Regions from separate parts of the Homo sapiens genome. Here all the other regions are linked to region 2. A link is a loop called in an ENCODE intact Hi-C map of the cell type or tissue named here. Cell type or tissue: endothelial cell of umbilical vein. All regions are shown on one strand. Links, peaks and the distances in the headings refer to the core of each region. The heading gives the core; the rest is flanking DNA.

The links. Peaks named below come from ENCODE experiments on the same cell type or tissue, not always from the same donor. Only the 100,000 strongest peaks of a DNase experiment are listed, where the experiment ranks them.
Region 1: it touches region 2 in a loop (6-fold over the local background); 1 of 110 quality-filtered maps calls a loop at or near these places.
Region 3: it touches region 2 in a loop (2.9-fold over the local background); 1 of 110 quality-filtered maps calls a loop at or near these places.

Annotation. Positions count from the first base shown.
Region 1 is chr3:170,415,835-170,421,827 of GRCh38, forward strand. It overlaps CLDN11 (claudin 11), which reads left to right and starts at 3,034. Exons shown (of 3, transcript NM_005602.6): 1 at 3,034-3,458. The coding sequence starts at 3,233. RefSeq lists an enhancer at 2,782-3,734. In endothelial cell of umbilical vein, for the core only: a CTCF peak has its summit at 3,399; DNase peaks (open chromatin) are centred at 4,057 and 4,717; H3K4me3 peaks cover 2,573 bases; H3K27ac peaks cover 2,212 bases.
Region 2 is chr3:170,520,394-170,526,386 of GRCh38, forward strand. The region is part of intron 2 of SLC7A14 (solute carrier family 7 member 14); the gene reads right to left. The region is part of intron 2 of SLC7A14-AS1 (SLC7A14 antisense RNA 1); the gene reads left to right. Among named protein-coding and RNA genes, the nearest start is that of SLC7A14-AS1, 56 kb to the left of the region's middle. In endothelial cell of umbilical vein, for the core only: no CTCF peak of the experiment used is centred there; DNase peaks (open chromatin) are centred at 3,058 and 3,838; H3K27ac peaks cover 798 bases.
Region 3 is chr3:170,612,145-170,618,137 of GRCh38, forward strand. The region is part of intron 2 of SLC7A14-AS1 (SLC7A14 antisense RNA 1); the gene reads left to right. Among named protein-coding and RNA genes, the nearest start is that of SLC7A14, 29 kb to the left of the region's middle. In endothelial cell of umbilical vein, for the core only: no CTCF peak of the experiment used is centred there; a DNase peak (open chromatin) is centred at 2,667.

The DNA of each region.
Region 1 (5,993 bases), core at 1,267-5,266, 100 kb before region 2:
ACTTCCAATTAATCTACGCTTCCTATAAATCATTCTAACAGTGTCTAATGTGAATGAGTGTCCAGCAGTGCTGGGCACTATGCTGAGTACTTCATATAAATTATCTCACTTGATCCTCACCATGCCCTAAGGGGGCATTTACTATCTCACTTTGTACATGAAGAACCTGAGAGTCACGTAGGTGAAGGGCCAGCTCAAGTGGTGAAGACAGAATGTGAACCTAGGAGGTCCCAGTCCAAGACAGCAATCTTAACAACTTGGCAATTTTTTTTTTTTTTTTTTTTTTTTTTTACCATTTAGTGCCTGAGTTCTGAAATCTGGCTTTACAAACACTATGTGTGTGTGACCTGTGGATGATCTGGGCATTATTATATTCTGATTGGTTGAAGTTTCATGGTTCGAATGTCAAATTCTAATGGAGGCATAAGAGTGCAGATTCCATGAGTGCTTTTACAAGAAGTTGATGTTGCTTGGGTTTTATGTTTTATGTTGTATTTAGCACAAAAGCCATTTTAAAAAAGTGTTATAAGGAAATATCTGAAAACATTCAGTCCATAGACCCTGGTGATGAAACGTCCCCCAAACACAATGGCTCACTCAGAACATACTCCTATGGAATAGTTTCCACAAATCAAACTCATACGAATATAGGGAGGATACATAAGAATGCAAAATCAGGCCAAGCCTGCTGGCTCATGCCTATTATAATCCCAGCACTTTGGGAGGCCAAGGCAGGTGAATTGCTTGAGCGCAGGAGTTCAAGACCAGCTTGGGCAACATAGTGAGACCTTCTCTCTACTAATAATAAGAAAGATTAGCTGGGCATAGTGACTCATGCCTGTAGTCCTAGCTACTCAGGAGGCTGAGGTGGGAGGATCACTTGAGTCCCGGGGTTCAAGGCTACAATGAGCTGTGATCACGCCACTGAACTGTAGACAGGGTGACACAGATCTTGTCTCAAAACAACAACAACGGCAACAACAACAACAACGTTCTGAAGCATCACATTAGCCAGGGGTTTCTGAATACTTACTTTGTACCAATGTTACTTTAAGTTCTGCATATATATTACTAGGTTGGTATAAAAGTAATCGTGGTTTTTGCCGTTATGTTTAATACTTTGCACCAACCTAATAGCTCACAGAATAAAAAAAAAAGTCTATGAGGTAGGTACAGTTTTCATCCTTATTTTACAAATGAGAAAAGGAGGCCAAGAATGATAAAGTAACTTGGTCTCACAGCCAGAAAGTGATGGAGCCAAGATTTGAACTTGGGCAGTTGGACTGTGTTCTTAGTCACTGTGCTTCCTGGGTGATTACTGTGACCCTTGTACTTGACACTCTGCTATCAATTACAAGAGCCATTTCTGTGTGTGCACTTGATTTCCTTGGGGTCTCCAGGGAAATGTAATTGTCTCCTCAAGTCCAGGCTTTCCTAGAAGACATGGTGATTGCACTGATAACCAGCATTAGGGCTGGCTTTGGGAAAGCTCAGTACCTATGATTTATGGTTAGTATCTTAGATTTTAGAACGCTGAGCAGGAAGTTTTTGTGCTTTCTGAAATCCTCACACCTTTAAGTCTCATGATTGGTGAGGAGGCAGTGGTCCAAGGGAATGGATAGAAGGAGATAATAAGATAAGCCAAATGTTTCAAAGGGAGTGAAAACTGTTGAATGTAAATGCAGCTCAAGGAAGACTTCCCTATCTGAATAAAAAGGTGCAAATAATGCGGCCTATTTGTATGCATGGTGGCTTAATGATGTTGATGGTGATGATGATAGCTTTACACTATCAGAGCGCTCATTCTGGGCTAGGCAGTTTTCTCAGTGGGGTACAGATATTAATTTATTTACAGTGAGCCAGAGAAGTCTGCTGTAGCTTTTAATGCGTCTAAAATGGGACACATGAACCCCTTAGGAATTTTCAGACTGATCAGGACAGTTTCCTAGAAACAGTTCGTGAAAGGGATGAGATGGGCCCATGGTATCTACCCCTTCCTAGCTGCGTGAACTTGGGCAACTCAACCTTCTTGTGCTGTTTCTCTATGGCTAGTGCGTGTAATTTGTTGTTGTTGTTGTTGTTTGCTTTTGAGACGTTGTCTCACTCAGTTGCCCAGGCTGGAGTGCAGTGGCACGATCTTGGCGCACTGCAACCTCCTTCAAGTTATTCTCCTGCCTCAGCCTCCCAAGCAGCTGGGGTTACAGGCATGCGCCACCATGCCCGGCTCATTTTTGTATTTTCTGTAGAGATGGAGTTTCACCATGTTGGTCAGGCTGGTCTCGAACTCCTGACCTTAGGTGATCCGCCCACCTTGGCCTCCCAAAGTTCTGGGATTACAGGTGTGAGCCACCACTCCCGGCCTAGTATGTGTCATTGACAATTGTTCCTACCTCAAAGGCTGTTATGAGGATTAAATGAGCTAATGCATGTAAAATGCATCTGCATAATATATAACACAGCTCGATAAATGTGAGTTGCTATTGTTGATTATTATGGCCACGTTTGCCGCTGATGATGTTCAACCACTGAAAAGCATCGTTTTCTTTCTTCTAGTAACTGTGTGTACTGAATGCCTCGCGTTTGTCCCTACTGCACTTTTCAGTCTGTCACAATCCTGGGTCGTCGGGGGACTGTACCGAGCGCCCTTGGAGTGCTCGCAGCAGGGAAGAAGGAGCGAGCAGGGAGGAGCTGAGGAGGGTCGGAGCGGAATGGACACCCAGAGACTGAGATGAGAGAGGGGCTATAAGAAGAGAAACCAGTCGCAGGAAAACAGAACTCTCGACAAACGCACGCCCTCTTTGCGCTCTCCGTTTCTCTGGACCTGGATGGAATTGTTTTACTTTGCATCGCCGGACTGCGCTGCGGACGGGGTGGGGCGGCCCAATGGCCCCCCTGGGGTTACTCTGCTCCCCTTCACGCTTCCCTCCCGGCCCCGCCCCGCGATTGGCCGGCGCGCCCCGGGGCTGCCGCCGATTGGTGCTCGCCGGCCGGAGCCGCGGGGCTTAAAGAGGGGGCGGGGGCGCGCTGCCCAGCAGCGCTGCTGTCCCCGCCGTGCGCCCTTCGCCGCTGAGCTCGCAGCCTCCGGCGCCCACCTCCACCTCCAGTGTCCCGCCTCGGGCCGTCGCCCTCCAGCGGCTCGCGAGCGTGGGAGACGTACCTGGGCAGGCACTGTCCAGCCCAGGCCCAGGCACAGCCGTGAGGGGCGAGGCACGGGGACATCCTGGCGGCCACCATGGTGGCCACGTGCCTGCAGGTGGTGGGCTTCGTCACGAGCTTCGTGGGCTGGATCGGGGTCATCGTGACCACCTCCACCAATGACTGGGTGGTGACCTGCGGCTACACCATCCCCACCTGCCGCAAGCTGGATGAGCTGGGCTCCAAGGGGCTGTGGGCCGACTGCGTCATGGCCACGGGGCTGTACCACTGCAAGCCCCTGGTGGACATCCTCATCCTGCCGGGTAAGGACCCGAGCTTGGCGGCGGCTCCCAAATCCTTATCCTCTGGGTAGAGAGCGGGATATTAGACGGCGTCACAGAGACATTTTGGGGGCTTGAAGACCTTTGGGTACGTTTTTGACATCCCTAGTCCCACCTTGTTGTAAAAGAATTAGGCAGCCCCGAACTTAACTTCTCTAGGCCGCAGTATTCTTATCTGGAATTTGAGATAATAGTGGCAATGTGGCCGGTGGTAACACTGGCCGGGTCCCTTTGAGAATGAACAAACCGGAACACCTAATAGGAACTGAGTCCGTGTTAATTACTGCGGTCCCAGCCCGCATCCTTCCACCGTCCGCTTCCCGAAGTGCTTCCCGCTCCCGCCCGGCCTCCCCCGGGGCGCCGAGCCTTCGCGTTAGGTTCCGCCCGCAGAGGTGAGAAGGAGCGTGTAACACAAGCTGACAGGAGAATCGAACCGGCTCAGGCTGAGTTTCTCGGTCCTCATGGGATGGGCGAAGCGCCCCCGGCCAGGTTAGAGCCCTCCTAGCTCCGTCCGCGCAGCCGCTGAGCAATTCACGTCCAGGGCTCTCTGGGCTGCCTGGTTTGGGAAATGTCACGTTGATTCCCGCACGTGCCCAGGGCCATCTCCGCTGCCCCCGCTACCCCCGCCCCTGCTGTGGGCGCGTCAGACTGCGGGGCTGCGGTGACGCCGGCTCCCGCTCCGCGCCGCTGGGTTGGATAGGGACGAGCGGGCGCTCCTCGGAGGGCGGACTCCACTGGGGAGATACGGAGCGCGCCGCCGAGGGTCGCTCGCCGCCACCCCTCCAGCGTGTCTCAGATTGGGAAGGGGAGGTAAAAATTGACAGCCTAGCGCCGGCCAGGGGCCACATTTTCACATGTGTCCTGTGGAAACATTTTGGGCGACAGCCTCAATTCAGATTTAAACCAATGGGTTGGGCAATGGCGAGGTCGCGGGCACCCCCTTGGTTTTCTGCTGGAATCTCTGCTCTACCCCCAAGGCATGTCCCTACAAGGTGGGCTTCTGTCCCCCAGCCTTCGTGGATTGTGCTCACTTAAAGGATTTTCCCGGTTTCCTCAAGATGGGGAGAAACCTGTCCCTGAAGCCGCCAGTCAGATAAGACTGTGCTCGCCCCTTAAGCCTCCTCCAAGCACGCCCTATTTCCGGTCCTCGCAGTCGGAATCTGAATCCCTCCTTTCTCCTTGCTGCCTAGTACTTGGCTCTTATCCTCACAAAGGCACATTTTATCTTGTTTTTTGTTGATTGTTCGTGAGTGAAGTTCTCCCACTACGTTTTAAATTCCTTGAAGATAGAGATGGCGTCCTGTTATTCTCTTTGCTTCCTCTTCTGGACCTGGCATGGCCTCTGGCACACAATAGCTGCGGGCAGTGCTTGCCTGGTTTGCCTTACGCTATCCTTTCCTTCATTTTGAACTTTCAGAAGGCCAGAGGTCAACGAACGCAGATCTAGACTCAGCTTTGGCTAATGCTGGTGTTGGCAGACCCGGGCCAGCCTCCGGCATCCAGGACTCACAATCTGGGTGAGGGGGGACAAATTGCTAGCCTCAGTGAACCACGGTTGTCTTCTTTTAAAAGTTAAAATCAGATCAACCACCCATCTTTCACGATTATTTGAGGATTAAATGAGATAAGAAATGTAATCTCCTTTGAGATAGTAGATGCTTCATGAATGGTACCTATAGTATTTTATTAAAAGCTGGGCATGGTATTTGTAGGGATCTTTGAAGCATAAAATTAACTTTGTTTTCTTCTCCTGAAATTAACTTTACTGAGCATTCAGTGCCAAGTGGTTTGTTTTCAGAGAACAAAGGCTGTCCTCCAGAGGGGAGTGCATACTCTGGGGGTGGGGGGGGGGTGGGGGGCGGCGCTAGTCCTTCCTGCCTTCCCCCTCCCTCATACTTTGGGTGGAGGCAGGAACAGTCCTCTGTCCCTATCTTTTGGTGTCCGGACATGGCCTTGGCACTGTAGCATGTGGACAGCCAGTGCCATGGATTTCAGAACCTGCATTGCCAGTTGACTGCCTGCTTTGTGTGAGTACTGGCTCTCTACAAGCCGCAGAGGCGGACGGCTGGGTCAGGGGATGGGCCTCAGACTTCCTGGAGCTCCTTTCTGGAGATCTTCAAGTCAGTAGACACTTGACTGATTATCTTTAATTCTGAAGGAGCTGAGATGGGCAGTGCTGGAAGAGGGCCCTTGTGAAGTCCGAATTCTGGCAAAACGTTCCTTGCTAAGAGACAGCGTTGAAGTTAGGCCTTTTTGCACGTGAGGGTCGTGGTGTGTGAGGCAGATGTCGGCTAGATTCCTGGCTTTGCTATGAACTCTGCCTCACCCAGGCCACTAGTACTAGTTCCTTCTGAGCAAAAAAGGGAGGGTAATAAATGTGACCCCCCCCACCTTTTTTAAGAGGAGGGAGAGTTTTAATGAGAAACATTACATTTGAAAGTGAAACAAATTTGTCTGTGAAATTCTCCCAGTATCTTGTCAGATTTATTCTAAATAAATGTGACACATATTGTAATC
Region 2 (5,993 bases), core at 1,012-5,011:
ATAGTCACTTATCAGATTTAGCATTCATCTCCATCAATGAGCAATGGGACCCAATAGCAATGGGTCCTTTGGAAATAGAGAAGAGGCAATTTCTTGCCTATTTTTGGTACTGTCTCAGGACTGATACATGGTAGGAGCCCAATACATTTTTACTGAACCTTATCTTATTAGATTTTTGCCAAACATTTCTTATGAGTAGATGACAAAAATTGTAAGTATTGTGTACCAGGGAAAGGACTGATGCTGTGTATGCATACTGTTGTTGAATCCTTACCAAAAACATTTGGGAAATGGGCTTGAAGGGTTATTATAGACAGTGTATGAACTTAGGAGTGATTCAGACCTATATTCTGTTTGAGGAACAATTTTAATAATGTTAAAAGAGGACTGGATATAAATTTAGAAAAAAAGTTTAATCTGCCTCTCTTCCACTACTCAAATAAGAGCCTCTTGGGGCTTTGAATGGCTGGATGTCACTGGCACGATGGCTTTGCTTTGTTTCATCCATAGCCAACTACATTAGAGAACCTCTGTAAACCATCCTGCCTCCACCCTTCAGTCTCTCCAAAAGGCTGTAGGTGGGAACCATGATGAAAAGAAACCTATTTCCTCTATCTAGTTTATACAATCTGCAATATACAAAAGGGCTTTTAGGTTTGGCATGGCTATGGGGTCTGGTTGTGGCCTACTGAGCTATTGAAGAGTAGATAAGACCTTTTGGACAAAGCACAAGCTGCTTCCTCTGATAAGTTTTCTTCCACCTGTGACAGGGCAGTGGGCAATTATAACGTTGGGGCAGGACTAGTGGGAGGAGCTTGGCAAGTTGCTATAACTTCCCAGCTTGACAAATTGTAAAGAAAATAGATTGCTCTGTGAGTCAGATTTGTTTCATGTTATAAGCTGGTTTGCATAGCATGGGGAATGGTGCGGCAAGGCCAAAAACTCTCTTAAGATTGTGCTGTCCAAATAGTTTCCATTATGTTGGTGCAAAAGTAATTAGAATTAGAATTCCCTGGGGAACTTTAAAAATTCCAATCCCTGGACCAATTGAATTAGAAACTCTGGAGGTGGTGCCTGGGCATCAGTATTTTTAAAAAGAGATAAACAGAAATTGAAAGACACGCCACAAACTGGAGAAAGTATTTGCAAAAATACATACCTAATATAGGACTTGTCTCTAGAATATATAAGGAATGCTTAAAAGTGATTAATAAGAAAATAAAGAACCTAATTACAAAATGGGCAAAAGGGCTAGGCGTGGGCTCATGCCTGTAAGCCCAGCACTTTGGGAGGCCAAGGCAGGCAGATCACGAGGTCAGGAGTTCGAGACCAGCCTGGCCAATGTGGTAAAACCCTGTCTCAACTACAAATACAAAAATTAGCCATGTGTGATGTCATGCACCTGTAGTCCCAGCTACTCGGGAGGCTGAGGCAGAAGAGTCGCTTGAACCTGGGAGGTGGAGGTTGTGGTGAGCCGAGATCGTGCCATTGCACACCAGCCTGGGAGACAGAGCAAGACTCCATCTCAAAAAAAAAAGAAAAAGGTGGGGGGTGGGCAAAAGATTTAAATAGACACTTTACCAAGGAGAGCACATGGATGACAAATAAACTCATAGAAAGATGTCCAACATCATTAGTAATTAGCATAATGCAAATTAAAACCACATTGAAACATTGCTATATACCTTTTAAAATGGCAAAACAAACAAACAAACAAAAAACAAAACAACCATGAAAAACCACACCTAACAATTCTGAGTGCTGGCAAAGAACTGGAACTTTCACATATTCCTGTGCAAGTCAAATATAATACAGCTACTTTGGAAAAAAGCTTGGCTATTTATTATAAAGTTGAGCATTCACTTACCATATAAACTAACAACTTCACTCCTAAGTACTTACTTGAGAAACCACAACTTGTGTTTATATAAAAACCTACATGTAAATACTTGCAGTGAGTTTATTTACATCGGCCAAAGACTGGAAACAACCCAGTTGTCCTCCAACTGGTAAAAGGATAAACAAATGGTAGTAGAGCCATACAATGGGATACTACTCAGCAAGAAAATGGAACAACCTTCTGATACACACAACAACATGAATGAATTTCAAATGCATCTTGCTAAGCAAAAGAAAGCAAACTTAAAAGGTTATATACTGAATGATTCTATTTACATAATGTTCTGGAAAGGGCAAACCGATAGGGACTGAAAACAAATTAGTGGTTGCCAGGGGCTGGGAGTGGGAGGAGGGATTAACTACAAAGAGGCAGCCTGGAGAAATTATTTTGGAGGTGATGGAGCTCTTCTGCATCTTGATTGTGGTGAAGCTTACACGATTATATGTGTTTACTAAAGCTCATAGAAGTGTATATAAAAAAGGATGCATTTTATGATATGTAATTATAACTCAATAAAACTGAACTCCAACATCCATTTTTCATTATTACAGAAAAAAAATTCCCAAGTGATTTAAACCCATAGCCAGGGTTGAGAGTTGTTGACATTATCTCTCAACCTATCTATCAACAGATTTGAATGTGGGTTCTGTCATTTAAACTTCGGTTTACACATTTTCCACGTATGTGAAATTGGAGATAATAAAACCTACTTTAAAGAGATAAAGAGTTTTAAGGGCCACACTCTCTGGAAAGCACCTAATTTAGGGTTTGGCACAAAATAATAAAAACCACTTATTTAGTGCTATGTGCTCGGCAATGTACCAGGCAATTAATATGCATCTCCTTTAGTCTTGACAACAATCCTTTGAAGTAGGTATTATTATTTTTAAAGTGGAGAAACCGATGTTCAGAGAAATTATGGAACTTACTCAAGGTCTCACAGCTAGTCAGTGGCTGAACCAGGTTTCAAGTCTAAACTGAATGTTATTGATTGCTATACTACTTCTGAAATCTTTATTTCAAACATCCCACTCTTTATCATTTCCATCACTTCCTAGCTTTCTGTCTAACTTTCCCAGTATTTTTATTGCAATGATATCTTGACCTGATTGACAATTCCAATTTCTACCGATTCCACCACTTTTCATGAGTCATCGTCACTCTTGTGTTTCACTTCCCTTCTTATTCAGCCTAGATTATGTGATTCAGCACAGTTTAGTCTTCCTTTGAAAACACTCTTAACCCCATTACTTTTTTCTCCCTCTGCTTGGAAAAAGTTAAATCTAAGTTAATCTCAACTTTCTCTTTACTTCATTCTTGCAACTAAGCAGCAATTATTGCTGGAGATAAATGTGCAGTTGTGGAGACTGGACTCACCCTCAGGTGAGCCAGGTTTTAATTAAGACCAGAAGGAGAAAAGGACCGTGTATTTAAAAGGATGAAGATATAGGAGAGTTTGATTATTGTTGTATGGAGAAGCAGTGGGAAGTTTTGCCAAAGGTGAAACAATATGGGGATGATGATGTGAAAGTGGAAAAAAGACACTGGAGCAGCACTTCCTTTAGTTTAGTGACCAACAATCATAAGAGTGAGAGGCCTGCTTGAAGAAACCTGCTATAAATATGCTAACATTGGCATAAGTTATGATATTTTGGTCCTGGCCTGACTAGGGGCTCTGGGAGGATTCCAAATGGCCTCAGTGGCTAGATAAGTCAGTCATACAGTATAGAGAAGTGTTATGTGGAGAGGAGGAATCCTGTTTTGGGGAGAGGTAGGGTTTTTTCTTCTTGTGCTTGGTGCTGTGGTGAAGGCCTCAATTACTGGGCAGGACCAGGGTCTTTAGTGGAGGTGGCCTAGTGATGTGCTGGTAAAGGTTTAACAACTAATTCTCTGAACAATGGTAACAACAACAAACACATAGGCCCTCCATAGCTGATGCCAAGTTAACAGCATGACATCATTGAATGTAAAGCTGGAAAGAGGTATGCACCATTAGTACTCTTGGCAGCTGGTGTGAGCTGGCTCCAGCATAACACAGTCTGGACCAATTTCAGGCTCTCCATGTGAGCAGTGGAAAAGTCTAGATTATATACTGCTCATGAGCACTGTGATGGGGGTAGGTGGCAGGCTCTGGTTTCCAGATGTAATGTATCCTGTGAAGAATAAGACACAGGTAATTCATTCACAAAAATCACTGTGGTCTGGGAGACTGGGTCAAAATGGATGAGATCTATTGAAAACTGTGTAGTCTTCATTAATCTGATGCACTGGCCCTGTGCCTTCTGTGGAACCCTTTGGGTATATGGCTGCCTTTTGTCCTACTATCCACATTTTGTTCCACATGATAACATGTTTAGATCTAGAAACTCATGGTGAGTCAATTTCTCTGTCAAAAAAGTTTGGAGGTAATTGCTATCACATTAATAGAATTGCAAGTATTCCCAAAATTCATCCATGTGAGTAATTTATTTTCATCAATAGGAGAGAAAACTCCTCAATTCTGAAGAAACCTCAACTATTAGTGTATTAGTGCTTATGAGAGGATAACTTCAGGAGAAGGGGATAAATGGTAAAACCAACAGGAAAGAGAAGACATGACAGGAGGTTAATAAACTCAGCTTATTTTCCTTATCAAATTAAAGAGACGTTAAATACAAACCAGCACACTTTCTGGTTGCATGCTTGTAGTCTGTCTTTGTGTCCTATGTGAGCACTATTTATTCTACACGTATGATATTAATGTAATGCTTTTCTTATGATAGCACGCATTGGTACACAGAATTCCCAATATAAGTTAGAATTCCCACTTCTCCTGAAATATTCGAAGAGACCAAGACATTTGCTGTCAGTACATGGGTTGGCCCACATGATCTGCCACCCTAAAACCCAGAAAAGCCTCATGCTTTTGCAAAAAGCCGGAGGTTTTCCTTTCTCAAGTTGTCCATTGGCCTACTCCAGCAATTCTGGGAAGATACCGTAGATTGCTACTCAAGAGAAAAGGAAGGAAGAGGAAAAGGCAATAGGAGAGCCATTTTTACAAAGTATCGGCATGTGAGTCCTTGCACCTTATTTTTAAAAATGAGTTTTATGATTCTTTCTCAAGGGGAGACAAGGAGCTGCTAGTGGACCTGTCTCTGTGGACTATAAATCTGTGGAGGTGTTTGTGGCAGATGGCGCATTGTGATTCTCACAAGGGCTTTAAATCTCCTGGCCTGGCTTCCTTCTCCTTGGGGGCTCGATGCCAGTTTGAGGTTTATCAAATCCCAATCATATCAGATTTACTGACTTGTCATTTTGCTGCTCTGCCTATCTTTATTATTTATATCTTAGCTGTATCCTTCCACTGTCCCTCAAGAGGATTGACCTATCTTCCGGTGTAAAGGAGAGTTAAAATAAAAACAGAGCCATTAGAACGTGACAGGGAATGAGAAGCTGGGAGGTGTATGAGAACCAGAATAATTCTCTGTATTGAAAAAATAGGCCGGGAGCGGAGGTTCACGCCTGTTATCTCAGCACTTGCCGCGGCCGAGGCGGGCGGATCACCTCAGCCTCCCAAAGTGCGGGGTCAGGAGTACGACAGCAGCCTGGCCAACATGGTGAAACCCTGGCTCTACTACAAGTACAAAAATTAGCCAGGCGTTGTGGTACGCACCTTTAATCCCAGCTACTCAGGAGGCTGAGGCTAAAGCAGAAGAAGCGCTTGAACCCGGGAGGTGGAGGTTGCAGTGAGCCGAGATCGCGCTATTGCACTCCAGTCTGGGCGACAGAGCAAGACTCTGTTTAAAAAAAAAAAACCCAGAAAACAAACAACAACAACAAAAAAGAAGGCCAGGCGCGGTGGCTCATGCCTGTAATTCCAGCACTTTGGAAGGCCGAGGCAGGTGGATTAGTTGAGGTCAGGAGTTTGAGACCAGTCTGGCCAAAATGGTGAAACCCCGTCTCTACTAAAAATACAAAAATTAGCCGGGCGTGGTGGCGGGCGCCTATAATCCCAGCTACTCAGAAGGCTGAAGCAGGAGAATTGCTTGAACCAAGGAGGTGGAGGTTTCAGTGAGCTGAGATCATGCCACTGCACTCCAGCCTGGGCGACAGA
Region 3 (5,993 bases), core at 624-4,623, 91 kb after region 2:
CACACTTTAAAGAAAAAACAGCCTGCATTTAACCCCACTCCTGAAATTAGAAAGTTAGCTCTTAATCAGGAAAATACATGCAGGTAATGGCTCAGGAATAGGTTTAACAATGAATGTATTGAGAAGATAAAACTCAGTGGAGTATAACAGTTTTATTTTCCCAATTACCACTATAAGCTATGCTCCGATAAGTCCCCTATTTCCTGTTTCTTAACACCATATTCAGCTGATTTCATAACTTTCTTGTCACCTTTGTTTAATTATGAGTCCAGTTCAATTTCTAAGTCTATTTAAAACTTTCAATTTCTAAGTCTATTTAAAACTCATCCCCCGACCCTGTCCTTGCAGCACAGACCTGAGCAGTGACCTTTAAATGTTGGAAGCAGAGGAGGATGAAGATGCACACACCCCTATCTCTCCTCCTCTTTTAGGTACTCATCCTCTGGGGTGCTAGGAGTCAAGAAGGAGAGATGGTGCAGGCAGGGGTCATCTTACATAACTGGCCACATATGTGTGGTAGGGAGATATCTCTGACCAAGCTCTGTTCTGATCTGGTTCTGTTAGATGCTGGTGGCCCAAACAGATGGGGTAGTTGATGGGGTAGTTTTGCATAGGTAGTCTTCAAGGTTTCCTTGAGGGTGGTGTCAAATTCTGTCTGTTTCCCGGCCCACGACCACCCTTGGTACTGAGATCCCCTCAGAGAGAGACAATTGGATCTCTTTTTCAGCCTGGCTAGCAGTCCAGGTTCCTACCCTCCTCTCCCAATAGGGTATTACCTCACTTGGCTCATAGCTGCCCTGACAACCTTACATCTCCTCTCTCCTGCTACAGCTTCTATGTTCCTTTTCATGATGCTATAAAAATCATTGAGGTATGTTCCATACCTTCTGAGAGTCATGGTGGACTGGGATGAGGCTGTCCCAGTCTCATCATTTTCTTACATGATATGGTATATTATTGATATTTCTCACTCTGCTAACTCTTTTTTAGAAATATCCAGACAAAAAGCAAGCACTAGTCTCTGGGTTCAGAAGCATCTCTTCTGCCCCATCAGTGGACATATGTTTAGGTATCCTAACAATTCTGTTACCACTCTCTGCGATTCCAGAACAAGATTGAGATTGTGTGGCTCTGTAAGCATCCATCCAGAGGTGGAGTGATAGCCTCCACTTCTTGCAGGGACCTTCAATCTCTACAAGTGATGCCCGTGAAGCCTTCTCTCCTTCACTTGATATTACTAGGTAATGTGGCAGTTGTAGGTAGATATCCACTAGGATTTGTGCTTCCCTCTCTTCCCCATGTCTCTCAGAAAGAGCTTTCCAATCAGGGCCTACAATTCCCAGCCCCTTTGCCTCCAGGTGTGCCCACATGACTGGTTCTCACCAATGGGTTGTGAGCAGAAGTGATGTGGTGCATATCCAGGTCAAAGCATTTAGGAGGCAGATGTGCTCACTTCAGGCGCTCTTGCCACTTCCAACGGCTGGTTGCAGATCATGAGGACCCAGGAAATGATGGCAAAACAATATGATGGAAAAACTCAGAATCCCTGAATCACGTACAGAGGAAAGCCCTTGGTGGAACTACAACACCTGCTTTGAACTGTTATGTGAGAAAGAAACTATTGTGTTTGAGCCATAATGGAATTTTGGATTCACCGATTACAGCAGCTAATGTTACACCAAATATTACATGTGAGAAGAAAGTGCCTGTCCTCCCTGCTGGTAAACAGAGGAAAAGCCTCTCACCATGAACACAGAACTCCCTGCAATGGGACACATCACATGTGCTTTCCCAACTTCCAGCCTTCTTGTGTAAACTGGGCTGGTGTGATGCTTGGGAGTAGTAGGGATGTTTTGTTAGCTCTTAGTATGTTCTTGGGCAGTGCATGGTGCAACCATAGATGGCACTGTTAGAAAGTAAAGATAACTGGCCACCAATTCTAGGACAATAGAAAGCATTTCAGGAATTTTTGAAAACACGAAAACATGTTTAGAGATCCTTAGTATCATCACCACAAAGCCTTGAGGGAGTCAGAACCCCACAGATATGGACCCCTGCTTCTGTTGTTTAGAGTTGCCTCTGTTCCCTGCCACTGGCATGATAGTGTTGACACTTTATGAGGGGCAGCTGTGATGACTCCAGTGACTGAAGAAATGTCTTATGCTTTGATGCCTGGAGGAACTATTTATGGGATATCATCCAGGCCTGGCTTTGGTACCAGTGATTTAACAACTCTACAAAATGCCTCTCTCCTTTCTGCTACTGAACTAGAGTGTGGTTGGTGCCAGGACCAACAGAATGTGATTCACTGAGCCCAAGACATCAGTAGGGACATAGGAGGTACCGTCAGTTGTCAACAGGTGGTGGTCCAGATGGGTGGACCGTGGGTATCAGGGAGGTTCTGTGGGAGGCAAAGGGTGAGTGTTCCAGCAGGTGGGAGGACTGTGACATTGTTTAATTTATATAAGAAGCTTGTAAAATAAGAAATTGCAGGCTGAGGGTCAGCAGGACGTCTCTGAACTCTAGGAGGTGGGGATAAGTGGGAAAGCAAGGCAGGCTTTAGAAGAAACTGGCACAGGTTCAGGAACAAAGATGAGGACTCAGCCATTGGAACCTATAAGAAGCACAGGAAAAGACTGCATGAAACTATTTTTGAAGTTGTGTTGGGACTGAGTCACCAAGTGACTGTGCTGGGGTTACGTAATCCTTTCTAGTGTGAGAGAGAAATAGTGCCAGGCCCTGTCCCAGGGCTGAATCCACGCATCAAGGTTAAATGGTCCAAATTGAAAAGCTTAGAGGGCCACAGGTGCAGGGAGGCAAGCAGTCAAGTAGATTAACCCCTTACCGTGTCTGACATTCCCACTATCAGAGTTAAGCATTTAGGTTAAAACAGCATGCAAGGCCATTATTAAAATGCAAGTATTTCCCAAGAGAAGTAATTAACCTTGCCACATCTGCATATTATTAGAGTATCATTATAGCTAGTTCTGAAGGATTGAGAATTTCTTTGACCGATAAGTCCAGTATATAATGTGTCGGTGAGAATTAACTTATTTAGCTCTTACTATGTAATACTCTATTTTTTTATTTTTTATTTTAATAAAAAAGACATGTTTATTATCAGAATGTAGTTACTGTCATGCCTCCCTAACCTTACTTTTTTTTGTTTGATTTTGTTTTTGTTATACTTTAAGTTCTGGGATGTATGTGCAAAACGTGCAGGTTTGTTACATAGCTATACATGTGCCATGGTGGTTTGCTGCACCCATCAATCCGTCTTCTACGTTAGGTACTTCTCCTAATGCTATCCCTCCCCTTGCCCCCAACCCCCTGACAGACCCTGGTGTGTGATGTTCCCCTCCCTGTGTCCATGTGTTCTCATTATTCAATTCCCACTTACGAGTGAGAACATGCGGTGTTTGATTTTCTGTTCCTATGTTAGTTTGCTGACAATAATGGTTTCCAGCTTCATCCATGTTCCTGCAAAGGACATGAACTCATTTTTTATGGCTGCATAGTATTCCATGGTGAATATGTGCCACATTTTCTTTATCCAGTCTATCATTGATGGGCATTTGGGTTGGTTCCAAGTCTTTGCTATTGTGAATAGTGCTGCAATAAACATATGTGTGCATGTGTCTTTATACTACAGTTATTTATAATCCTTTGGTTATATACCCAGTAATGGGATTGCTGGGTCGAATGGCATTTCTGGTTCTAGATCCTTGAGGAATTGTCACACTGTCTTCCACAATGGGTGAACGAATTTACACTCCCACCAACAGTGTAAAAGCGTTCCTATTTCTTCACTTCCTCTCCAGCATCTATTGTTTCCTGACTTTTTAATGATCACCATTCTAACTGGTGTGACATGGTATCTCATTGTGGTTTTGATTTGCATTTCTCTAATGACCAGTGATGATGAACTTTTTTTCATATGTTTGTTGGCTGTATAAATGTCTTCTTTTGAGAAGTGTCTGTTCATATCCTTTTCCCACTTTTTGATGGGGTTGTTTTTTTCTTGTAAATTTGTTTAAGTTCCTTGTAGATTCTAGATATTAACCCTTTATCAGATGGATAGATTGCAAAATTTTTTCTCATTCTGTAGGTTGCCTATTCACACTGATGGCAGTTTCTTTTGCTATGCAGAAGCTCTTTAGTTTAATTAGATCCCATTTGTCAATTTTGGCTTTTGTTGCAATTGCTTTTGGAGTTTCAGTCATGAAGTCTTTGCGCATGGCATGCCTATGTCCTGAATGGCATTACCCAGGTTTTCTTCTAGGGTTTTTATGGTTTTATGTCTTACGTTTAAGTCTTTAATCCATCTTGAGTTAATTTTTGTGTAAGGTGTAAGAAAGGTGGCCGGGCGTGGTGGCTCACGCCTGTAATCCCAGCACTTTGGGAGGCCGAGGCGGGTGGATCACGAGGCCAGGAGATCGAGACCATCCTGACTAACACAGTGAATCCCCGTCTCTACTAAAAATACAAAAAAAAAAAAAAAAAATTAGCCAGGTGTGGTGGCAGGCACCTGTAGTCCCAGCTACTCAAGAGGCTGAGGCAGAAGAATGGCATGAACCCAGGAGGCGGAGCTTGCAGTGAGCCGAGATCGCGCCACTGCACTCCAGCCTGGGCAATAGAGCAAGACTTCGTCTCAAAAAAAAAAAAAAAAAAAAAGAAAGGGGTCCAGTTTCAGTTTTCTACATATGACTAGCAAGTTTTCCCAACACTGTTTATTAAATAGGGAATCCTTACCCATTGCTTGTTTTTGTCAGATTTGTCAAAGTTCTGATGGTTGCAGATGTGTGGTGTTATTTCTGAGGCCTCTGTTCTGTTCCATTGGTCTATATATCTGTCTTGGTACCAGTACCATGCTGTTTTGGTTACTGTAGCCTTGTAGTATAGTTAGAGGCCAGGTAACACGATGCCTCCAGCTTTGTTCTTTTTGCTTAGGATTGTCTTGGCTATACGGGCTCTTTTTTGGTTCCATATGAAATTTAAAGTAGTTTTTTCTAATTCTGTGAAGAAAGTCAATGGTAGCTTGATGGGATTCCCAATGATGGGAATAGCATTGAATCTATAAATTACTTTGGGCAGTATGACCATTTTCATGATATTGATTCTTCAAATGGAATGTTTTTCCATTTGTGTCTTCTCTTATTTCCTTGAACAATGGTTTGTAGTTCTCCTCGAAGAGGTCCTTCACCACCCTTGTAAGTTGTATTCCTAGGTATTTTATTCTCTTTGCAGCAATTGTGAATGGGAGTTCATTCATGATTTCGCTCTCTGTTTGTCTGTTATTGGTGTATAGAAATTCTTGTAATTTTTGCACGTTGATTTTGTATCCTGAGAATTTGCTGAAGTTGCTTATCAGCCTAAAGAGTTTTTGGGCTGAGACAGTGGGGTTTTCTAAATATACAATCATGTTATCTGCAAATAGAGACAATTTGACTTCCTCTCTTTTTATTTGAATACCCTTTATTTCTTTCTCTTGCCTGATTGTCTTGGCCAGAACTTCCAACACTATGTTGAATAGGAGTGGTGAGAGAGGGCATCCTTGTCTTGTGCCAGTTTTCAAAGGGAATGCTTCCAGCTTTTGCCCATTCAGTATGATATTGGCTATGGGTTTGTCATAAATAGCTCTTATTATTTTGAGATACATTCCATCAATACCTACTTTATTGAGTGTTTTTAGCATGAAGGGGTGTTGAATTTTATCAAAGGCTTTTCTGCATCTATTGAGATAATCGTGTGGCTTTTGTCTTTGGTTCTGTTTATGTGATGGATTACGTTTACTGATTTGCATATGTTGAAAATGGAGCCCCTTGGATCCCGGGGTGAAGCCGACTTGATCATGGTGGATAAGCTTTTTAATGTGCTGCTGGATTCGGTTTGCCAGTATTTTATTGAGGATTTTTGCATCGATGTTAATCAGAGATATTGGCCTGAAATTTTCTTTTTTTGTTTTGTCTCTGCCAGGTTTTGGTATCAGGATG